Linked DNA regions of Homo sapiens: region 2 is linked to region 1. A link is an interaction called in ENCODE POLR2A ChIA-PET data of the cell type or tissue named here. Cell type or tissue: PC-9. All regions are shown on one strand. Links, peaks and the distances in the headings refer to the core of each region. The heading gives the core; the rest is flanking DNA.

Region 1 (5,377 bases), core at 151-5,150:
CAGCTCCGTGGTCATAGAGGACCCCAAAAAGCAGACCTCAGTGTGTGTAAACGTTCAGAGCTGCACCAAGGAGAGGGTGGGAGAGGAGGCCCTTTTCACTAGCGGGAGGCCCCTGACTGCCCACAGCCCACATGCCCACCCTGAAACCAAGAAAACCAGGCCAGATGTTCTTCCCTTCCGGCGACAGGATTCAGCGGGACCCGTCCTGGATGGAGCTCGGTCCCGGAGGTCCTCCTCGTCATCCACAACTCCCACGTCAGCCAACTCTTTGTACAGGTTTTTACTGGATGATCAGGAATGTGCCATCCATGCCGACAACGTCAATCGTCATGAAAACAGAAGGTATATTCCCTTCCTGCCAGGAACTGGACGGGATATTGATACAGGATCAATTCCTGGTGTGGATCAGTTAATTGAAAAATTTGATCAAAAACCTGGGCTTCAGAGAAGAGGAAGGTCTGGGAAGCGAAACAGAATTAATACAGATGACAGGAAAAGATCCAGAAGCGTGGATAGCGCCTTTCCTTTTGGCCTCCAAGGGAACTCGGAGTACCTGATTGAATTCAGTAGGAACTTGGGCAAGTCAAGCGAACACCTCCTCCGGCCTTCCCAGGTGTGCCCGCAGCGGCCACTGTCTCAGGAGCGCCGTGGGAAACAGAGCGTGGGCCGCACCTTTGCAAAGCTGCAGGGAGCAGCGCACGGGGCTTCATGTGCCCACTCCAGGCCTCCCCAGCCGAACATAGATGGGAAAGTTCTGGAAACCGAAGGTAGTCAGGAAAGTACAGTGATCCGTGCGCCCTCCCTTGGTGCACAGAGTAAAAAGGAGGAGGAGGTGAAAACAGCCACCGCTACGCTGATGTTACAGAACCGGGCAACAGCAACTTCGCCTGATTCTGGTGCCAAGAAAATTTCCGTGAAGACATTTCCTTCGGCCTCAAATACTCAGGTAACACTAGTGCGATTCCTGTTTGGTTTTTTTTCTCTTCCTTCTAAATAATGTAATGATGTACTTATGCTGCAGGAGGCCATAGGAATTACACATCCTCAATCTTGTATCAGGAATCACACAGCTGATCTGTTTCAGGATCCAGTTGTGTCCTACTGACGATGTCCTACTGCCAATTGTATAGTTTTCTGGGTTCTTTGAAGTTCAGCTGGATTCCCATTGTGATCTCTCTGTAAAGTAACTTGGCAGACGCTACAGAGAGGCTCAATTGTTCTGTTTGTGTATGCATGAAATCTGAAAGTATGCAGAATTTGTTTCTACACAGAGGCTGAATAGTTAGGTTTGTGTAGGTATATTAATTTTCCTCATAAAATTGAGTGACTGGGTTAATTTCTAGCCTGAAAAATTAGGTTAATTTTCATTTAGGTTAATTGTCAAGTGAGAATCTAAGTGGCACATTTAGTGTTTTGATAGTAACAATAAAAAATAATGATATTGATAAAATGGTAAAAAAAAAAAAAAAGTAGCTAAGTGCTAGGCACTGTTTGTTATATATTACAGGATTGCACCAACCCTGTGCAGGTAGTACCTATTAACCTCAATTTACAGGTGAGAAAATTGAGGCGAGGAGAAGTTAAGTAACTTCCCCAAGATTATGAAGCTGGTAAATGTTGTAACTGGCTCTAAGAAGGATGCTCACTGGAGGAATTGTTTGGTGTTTGGAAGCCTCTGGGAACTTCATCCTCATGGTCTAACAACAGGCCTTATGTTCCAGGCCACACCGGATCTCTTAAAGGGCCAGCAAGAGCTCACTCAGCAAACCAATGAGGAGACAGCTAAGCAGATTCTCTACAATTACCTCAAAGAAGGGTTAGTGATTTTCCCTCTGAAAGAGCAAAGTATTGTTGTTTCTGGTGGGACTCTTAATTTCCTTTTCCGAGGCTTTAATGGTTACCTTCCTTTCTTGCCCTGTGCCAGCCGTTGGAGGGTTAAAACTCAATGGCTGGGGTTTTCGTGACGGCATTTGTCTTGTGTGGTATGGGGTGGGGGCTTTGGGAGGGGTGTGTAGGAAAGGACACCATACTTTAAAAATTAAAATGAATACATTTTTAAAGTGACCCTTTACTATTTCAAAAGCAAATTCAAAGATAGGAGGAGTTTCTACTCTTCAGGTTTGAATGGAGTCCGCCATCACCTTGAGTTCTTCCGTGCAATGTGGTAGTCCTTTAGAAGTTACAAATAAAAACACCTCCCCTCCCCAGAGTTAACATTGGCCAAGAGCCCCTGCTTCCATTATTTTTAAAGCATGTGTGAGTCATTTAAAAGCAGTGCTTTCCATGCTTATCTTGGTGGTTGAGGTGGAATAATCAGGGTTTCAGCCCTTACTTAGATACTAACTGTGCTGGAACTTGAGCAAGGAATTTGAGGTTTCTGTTTCAGTTCTCTCAACAGATGTGATTAAGAGGAAGGACAAAAAAAAAAAAAAAAGCTTTACAGCCTACATGACTGAAAACCAGCCACTTGGCAAATCCTCATTGGTATCAAAATACTGTATATTTTTGTATTGTGCCTTACAATTATTTGTCAGTTTTAGAGCTAACAACATAGTAAGGCTCAAAATATAAAACAGGGGATCTTTTGAAAGGGGGAAAAAAAAAGTAACCTGAAAGATTAATCTAGCTAAGAACTGGTTATTAGTATCTCCCTGTGGAAGACTTTACCATGTTAAGATTAAGGTAGAAGAAATCTTGACTTTTAAAATTCATTATTTTTTTTTTATTTTTTGGGACAGAGTCTCACTCTGTCATCCAGGCTGGAATGCGGTGGCATGATCTTGGCTCACTGCAACCCCCACCTCCCAGGTTCAAGAGATTCTCCTGCCTCAGCCACCTGAGTAGCTGGGATTATAGGTGTGCGCCACCATGTCTGGCTAATTTTTGTATTTTTAGTAGAGACACAGTTTCATCATATTGGCAAGGATAATCTCAAACTCCTGACCTCAAGTGATCCACCAGCATCTGCCTCCCAAAGTGCTGAGATGACAGACGTGAGCCACCGCACCTGGCCAAAATTCATTAAATTCTTTTATGTATGTATTTTTTGGCACATGATTTATTGAGACATTGGTAAGACAGACTTTAGTGGGAGGTGCCTGTTGAAGGAAGTTTATTTTAAATCTTTTTCTTCTAATTGCTGACGGTGTGGTAGAAGTTAATAAAACTTAGTATCTCCGTGTTACCTGTGAAAGCCCAGACAAAGGGCTGCCATGCTGATAATCTTGGCTTAGGGGTTTTATTTTTTTAAACATAGGTTAAACAAATTAAGATCATTGTAGATCATTCTTAGTGTAAGATTCAGATGTACAGCATGTTTGTGTGTGTGAGAGAGATATACACATACGCACTTCAAAGAAAAGGAGAATTCTTTTTGGAATGGACATGAGCATTTGAATCAAACAACAAATTACTAAATGTTCACTGGGTGTCTTCTCCAAGCTTACTGAGGATGTGTTTATGTGCCTCTCACATATTTGCAAGTGGGAACCCTGTCCCAAATTGAGTGGTAACACATCATTTATTTGAAAAAAAAAAAAAAAAAAAAAGACACCATCCATCCTACTCTCACACTGATTTTGTCTGAGGCTTTAATTAATTCACAGCTCCTGCAAATTATCTCCTTAAAGGACCTGTTGGGTGTGTGTCATGACATATAAATTGTTCTGAGACCAGTGGTTGTGTCCCTCATTGTTTTCTCTGCTGTCCCTTTTTCAGAAGCACTGATAATGACGATGCTACTAAAAGGAAAGTCAACTTGGTCTTTGAGAAAATCCAGACCTTAAAGTCTCGAGCAGCTGGGAGCGCCCAAGGAAATAACCAAGTAAATGGAAGTTTTGTATTTTGTAGAGTGCATTTAGCATGGAATGTGGTAAACAACTTGCTGTTTCTTCAGTCTGTATGTTTGTTTATAGCAGTAAGTGGGAAGTTGCCTGAGTAGTGAGGAGTACTCTTCATGTTTTACATGTTGCAGCAACATTTTATTGAGACAGAGTCTCTGTCACCCTGGCTGGAGTGTAGTGGTATGATCTTGGCTCACTGCAACCTCTGCCTCCTGAGCTCAAGCCATCCTCCTACCTCAGCCTCCCAAGCAGCTGGAACTACAGGCATGTGCCACCACACCCGGCTAATTTTTGTGTTTTTAGTAGGGTGAGGGTTTCACCATGTTGCTCAGGCTGGTCTCGAACGTCTGGGCTCAAGCAATCCACTCACGTTGGCCTCCCAAAGTGCTAGGATTACAGGCGTAAGCCACCATGCTTGGCCTTTCCCAGCCTTTTTTCCAGAAAAGTTTAAAGATATTTTATTTAAAAATACATAGACTATAACAGGATGATACAAACAGATGGCGAGATTTAGAAGAGGAAAATAAGAATAGGAAGACTAGCATTGTCATAGGCAAACATGGAAGGTAAGTGTGAACAGGCTTGGACCCAAGCTCTGGAGCTTCAGGTGTGAAAGAGAATGGGACTAGAGACTGGTGACACTGATCAGCTGTGGTGCAGGGGACAGGAAAGAGCCCAGTGGTGCCAAGTTAGTTTTTAAATAACTGCCTGTCTGATTGATTGTGCTGAATTTGAGTGGGGACATAGAGATTTTTTTGGTTAAGGAAGGAGCCCTCTCACATTTGATAAACAACTACTCTATGTCAGACACACCTGGTGCCCTGGAAGGAAGCCACTCGTAAGAGAGTACGGCTAAACACTCGTTCCTCAATCTTCCACCGCCTTGTGTGGAACTCATTTCTTGCTTGTCCATCTTCCTTTCCCCTCCCAGGGGAGTTCTGCATGGGAAGGAAAGAGGAAGACACCTGGAGGCAGGTAACAGGAAACTTGTCTGTAGCTTCTTTCTAACTTGGGAAGCGTACATACAGGGGATAATTTTAGGCGTCAACCTACCATCTTTACTACTTGTTATTCCCCCAGCACTCAGCTAACCCATGACTGCTGCTGTGGCCTCAAATAGAACAATGCCGTACACACACATACGCAATTCCCACTGGGGAATCTTTACACCATAGTCCTTGCGTATTACACCATAGTCCTTGCATATACATAGCCTTGAGGAGCTCTACATAGTTCTTAAAGTCAGTCCAGTATTTGTTTGCTAAAACTCTGAAGTCCAAATTATCAACACGATTCTTGTTTTTTTGTATACCTGCATACAGGCTATGCAGGGAGTGCGGGTTGGAATCTCACCGGCTGTTACAGAGCAATATAAAGGGTCTTGAACACAGGGGCTTTGGGTATAACTTAGCTAACAGATGAGTCTTCAACAAATATCCTTTTTATATTGTTTTATTGGGGTATAACTTATATAAAGTAAATTACACAAATTGTATCTGTACAGTTCATTGAATTTTTAACATAGTTTTGCATCC
Region 2 (5,377 bases), core at 269-5,268, 1.1 Mb after region 1:
CCTGATTGTAGTTTCACAAAGGATGACTAACTTGGCCTGAATTCCTCTGGCTCCCAAGATATTTCGACAAAACCATCAAAGGATCTATTTTCTACAACTGTACACCAGAACTCGGGTAAACACTGCGAGAGTACAGCAGTAGCAAGAGAGAATTGGGAAACAGTCGCCGAGTGAAACGAGGCAATTTATCGCCCACTTCCATTCTCACTCTCTCACAAGGAACCTTTACCAGTTTGGGAGCCTGTTTTTAAGGGAGGGGGAGGGAAACGGATCTGTACGGAGTAAATCCTGTTTCGCCAGTGCCTCCTCTCATTTCATCCTCAGAGCAGTCAGATGAGGTAACCGGGTGGAGAGGAGGGAAGGGGCCCTCGGGGGGCACTCTGCCCGGGCACTGGGCTGGATGTGTTGTACACGTTAGCTCATTTCCCATTTGATCCTCACAGCAACCCCCAGACAGGGAGAGACACACGCACACACAGAGACACGGTCAGGGCAAAGTCACACAATTTGTGAGCAGGAAGCATCGCATTGAATCCCAGCCTTTGCTCCTTTTACTGCACTTGGCCTCGGCGTAGGACCAAGGCCCTCGACTGAGTGCCTCTCCCTCCTGCGGCATTCCAGCTGCATGTCCCGCCTCCTCCTCTCTGCCCTCCTTCCACACTCCCTCTTCCATATCTCCTCCACTCTTCTCCTGTCTTCCCCGTGCTGCCCTTCCCCCTCCCCCGCCCCCTCACCCACGGCCCTGCACTCCAGGCTCCCTGGGTCGGGGGTGAGGGGCACTTGCTTCTGCTGCTCGCCGCAGCCATGAGAGCACCCTTCCTTGCTGGTCGGCGAGATGACGAGCCAAGCTGTGACTCGGGCAGTCGGTCTGTTTTTGGCTTCTCTCAGCTACTTCTTTGGAAGGTTTCCACTGACTTCAGGGAGAGTTCCAGAAGAAGCAGGGGGTGTCGTAGACAGCACAGGCTTGGGGTTGGGATAAGGAGTGTCAAGAATCTTGGCCTTGCTGCCAACCACTTATGTGACCTTGACCTAATGACAAAACCTATGTGGGCACCAAGGAAGAGGTGTGAATAGACATGGGGATGAACCACTAGCACGGGACCTGCAGGTGGGTCTCAAAACCTGCCCCGGTCAGTTCAGTGTGGAGGAAGGAAGTAGATGACACCCGATTAACACCTTCTGGAAGGCAGGCATTTTTTCATCGCCATCTTATCACATTTTTACAGCGACACTACAAGAAAGTTCCTAACCTGCATTCACAGATGAGGAAATCGAGCCCCAGAAAGGCTATGTGGTCTCCAGATCACAAGGAAGCAGGCATCAGAGAGGACTCAAACCCTGGGCTCTGTCTATCCGTTGAGGGCCCTTATTCCACCCACAGCACAAAGAGCTGGCAACAGGACGCCAGTCAGCACAACAGTCCTGGCCGCACACACACACTCCCCCATCTCCACCGCTCGCAGGCAGCAACAGACCCCCACAGAAGGGGCAGGCATTGGCCAGGCACGGTGGCTCACACCTGAAGTCCCAACACTCTGGGAGGCCAAGGTGGGAGGATCTCTTGAGCCCAGGCGTTCCAAACCAGCTCGGGCAACAAAGCAAGACGCCATCTCTACAAAAGAATTAAAAATTAGCCAGGTAGAGTGGTGCATGTCTGTAGTCCCAGCTACTTGGGAGACTGCAGGAGGGTTGCTTGAGCCTAGAAGGTCAAGGCTGCAGTGAGACATGATGGTGCCACTGCACTCTAGCCTGGGTGACAGAGTGAGACCCTGTTTCAAAAAAATTCAATTTAATTTTAAAAAGAAAGGGGCAAGCATCCAGTCTCGTGACATCAGGGCATCACTTAAATGGGACTGTACTGTTAAACCAAAATGTGGCCACGAAAATACCGACACATACAGGTGTTACATACAAAGGCTAACAAAATCACTTTCCCTTTTTCTTCTTCACTCGCGCCTGCTCTGAGTTAATTCACTTTCATTCAGCCTTGCCGGCACTGGCTGCCTTCTTTGGGCAGCAACACCCTGGACAACACCATCCTGGGCCCCTCAATCCTATGATCTTCAGCTTCCCTCTGAGTTAGAGGCATTTCGGGTCTAGGAACAAGCCCTCTGGGCTTGGAGAAAACACAAGAGGTCTCATTCCTACCATCTCCATGAGAGAAATCCATACACGGAGGGGGAAAAAAAAAAAGCCCTCTTTGATGTTTGCAAAGAGAGTCATAATATCTCCCAGAGCCAACATCTAATGATTCAGAATCATTGTTTCTGGGAGGCAAAAAATAGAAAGAAATATATTCTCTTTTCATAAATTCAATAACCTGATCTTGTGAAAAGAAAATGTAAGTTTTTTCTTTTTTAAATGGCACCAGCAGGGTCCACACAGGGTTACAATCCAGGATTTTTCCTAGTGAGGAGACTCTCCGGAGGCCTCAGATTTCTGCTGTAAATGGAGTTTCCCTGATCACATTCGAGGTCAATGGACTATTTCATGCCTTTCATCTTTAAGACCTGAAATAATTTCTCCTGCCAGAACTTGGGAGTATGTTGTACTGGTCTCTTTGCAGTCACAGGATTAAAAGCGTTTTCCCCAAATCATTTTTTAACGTCCTTATTAAACATGTCATAAGGTAAAGTGGGCAAAATCACTCACACTTTTTTCCTTAATCTTTGTAATAGCATCATTGTGCTGGGGGTGGCAGGGTAGAATGATAGGCAAATTGTCTTTTCTTTTCTTCCTTTTTTTTTTTTTTAAAGAAAAACACTTACAAAAATCCAAATAAGAGTAAATAATTAGGACTGGGTGTGGCGGCTCACACCTGTAATCCTAACACTTTGGGAGGCCAATGCAGGAGGATTGTGTGAGCCCAGGATTTTGAGACCAGCCTGAGCAACATACAGACCTCATCTCTACAAAAGAGGAGGAGGAAGAAGAAGAAGGAGGAGGAGGAGGAACTAGTTCTCAGCAGGAACCAGTTCTCAGCCTGAAAGACTCATTTATATTTAAAGTTAATTTCATTTAAAGATTTCTCCAAAAAAGGGCAGTCATGCAAGATTCTCCGTGCAGACATGGAGTTTCTCAGGAGTGCTCCTGCAAACTCAAGGGTGCCTCAGCCATCAGCGCAGGTTCCGTCCCCAGCCCGTTCCCTGGTGAGCCTCAGAAAGCATGCTGGCTTGGCTCTTCACAGCCCACACACCTTGGCACGTTCCATCCTCCTGCAGAGATGCTACTCTAGGGACACATGTTGTAGAAATAGGCAATTCTCATTCATAGGATGTGCAAGCTAAAGGGGCCTTTGCATCCTCTAAAGCTGACTCCTGGGTTTTACACAAGCACTTTCTCCTAAAATCGTGGAACCATAGCATCTCAAATGCAGAAATCAATCTCCTCCTACTCACAATTTAAGAAAAAGGGAAGAAAAAGTGTATCGCCAAGACAAGGGCATGAAACATTTTCCCCGGCTCAGGGGCCAGACGTTTAGGGGACAGGAGAGCGTCCTTTGTGGCAGCGATAGCCCAGGATGGATGTCAAGGGGTCAGAGCTGGCAGGCAGTTTGTCTTGGTGGCTTCATTAGAAGCAGGTGTTGAACCACAGCTTTTCTTCAGGGGCTGTTGGCCATTTGCTTTCAAGGGACAGACTCAGCTTGCAGAACGAAAACAGCAGGCGATATAGAAAGAGTCTTTTGGAATTAGACACACCTGGCTTTGAATCCTGCTCCACTGAACTATCTGGATAACTATAGGTCTCCAAACCTCCACTTCCTTATTTATATTCACCAGGATAATTAACACTGTGTCGGTCTAGGTCTCAGCAGAAAACAGGACTCCACTGGCCTGGATCAGCTGAAGAAAGCAAGTGGGACTCCTTACAACAGGGTGGGCAGTGTTAAGGAAACCAACAAGGACTGAGGCGACTCCCTGCCTCTAACAGCAGGACAGATGGAGCCAGGGAAGGGACTAGCTGTGGGAAAACCAGAGCCATGGAGGAGGGGCTGCTGATAATCGTGGGAGGGCAGTGGCTGCACAGTCAGGCTCCAGAGCACGGGGGAGCAGAGGGAAAATGCCCCTGCCTCTCTCTTCTCCGCCCTGATCTCCTGCTAGTGCCTCTCCCTCCAGTGGTCACACCCAACCAGAAACCAATCGACAAGGGAGCCCGGCAGATGCAGCCTAAGGGATCCCATCCTGGGGCTCAGAGCTGAGCAGTGGAGGGCAGAGTGGATGAGGACAGCAGGGGTAGAGGGAGCAGATGGGCACTACCCAGCAGGGCATCATTATTTAGCCTGTTATGAGGAGAAAGATGATGTATGTAAAACACTTAGTATGTAGCTTAACACATAGTAGGATCTCAACAAATGGGAGCTATTTTATCATCCTTGGTGTCTTTAATGCAGTTATATATGCATGTTGTTCTTCACTCAGAGAGCCTGTGAAGTACTCCTTGGAGGCCTAGTGTGTGCTGTGCCCTTGTGGAGATACAAGCAGTAGTGTGGTTCCGAGATGGCCTTTGGGGAGATAAGACATGGACACAGATGCCCGTGAGACAAGGCAGAGGCCACAAAGGACCACAACTTCTAGTTCTCTTTTTTTTCCTTTTCAATACTTGTAAAAGCTCTTTCTTTTTCCAATAGGATTCCAATTAGAATACACGTTTACTGCAGAAAATGTGAAACTTGCAGAAGAACATAAAGAAGAGAATAAAAATGACCACTCTGCCCTCTCCAGAGATAAGCACTGTTAATATTTTTGTGAATTCCCCTACTTCTATGCATTCTGTTTTGCAGAGTTGGTCTCATACTAGACAGTTTCGTAGCCTGTGTTTTTTTGTTTTTGTTTTCTTTTTCACTTCTTTCATAAGCATTGAAATCATTCCAAAAATAGCTTTTAATGGCTTCATAAGAGTAAATCACATGTTTGGGACAATGAACTGAGAATCAGCAGACTAACTTCTAATTGCAGCTTCATCAGTTATTAGCCACGTGACAACGACAAGTTACTTAACTTTTTCTGAGCCTCAGCTTCTTCCTTTGCAAAATGATGTGGGAGGGAAGATAAAGTAGGCATCTTATAAAGTTGTTGTAAAGAGAAATGAGATAATTATATGAAACTATTAGCTCAATGTCTGGGACATAGTGAAGCGCTAAATAGTAGTTATCATAATTGCTGTTATTAGTTCATAGCCATCCCTCTATTACTGAATATTTCAGGTGTTTTCAGTGTATTTTTACACAAATGTTAGGACATTTTTTAACTGAAATCTCTTTCCACAATTCAACTTTTTCCTTAGAATATATAAAGCTAGTGGTCCTGGGTATAAACATGTAAAAGTTCAAGTTCTGGAGTCAGGTTGTGTGAGCCGACGCCCCAGCCATATACGACTT

Evidence for each region. ChIA-PET counts read pairs that join two places held together with the same protein. Peaks named below come from ENCODE experiments on the same cell type or tissue, not always from the same donor. Only the 100,000 strongest peaks of a DNase experiment are listed, where the experiment ranks them.
Region 2: POLR2A ChIA-PET joins it to region 1 with 5 read pairs; 1 of 35 experiments calls an interaction of 5 or more read pairs at or near these places.

What each region holds. Positions count from the first base shown.
Region 1 is chr15:57,438,656-57,444,032 of GRCh38, forward strand. It overlaps CGNL1 (cingulin like 1), which reads left to right. Exons shown (of 19, transcript NM_032866.5): 2 at 1-946; 3 at 1,722-1,816; 4 at 3,718-3,823. Among named protein-coding and RNA genes, the nearest start is that of CGNL1, 65 kb to the left of the region's middle. In PC-9, for the core only: no CTCF peak of the experiment used is centred there; a DNase peak (open chromatin) is centred at 2,416.
Region 2 is chr15:58,551,817-58,557,193 of GRCh38, forward strand. The region is part of intron 6 of LIPC (lipase C, hepatic type); the gene reads left to right. Among named protein-coding and RNA genes, the nearest start is that of LIPC-AS1, 56 kb to the left of the region's middle. In PC-9, for the core only: no CTCF peak of the experiment used is centred there; no DNase peak of the experiment used is centred there; H3K4me3 peaks cover 942 bases; H3K27ac peaks cover 2,439 bases.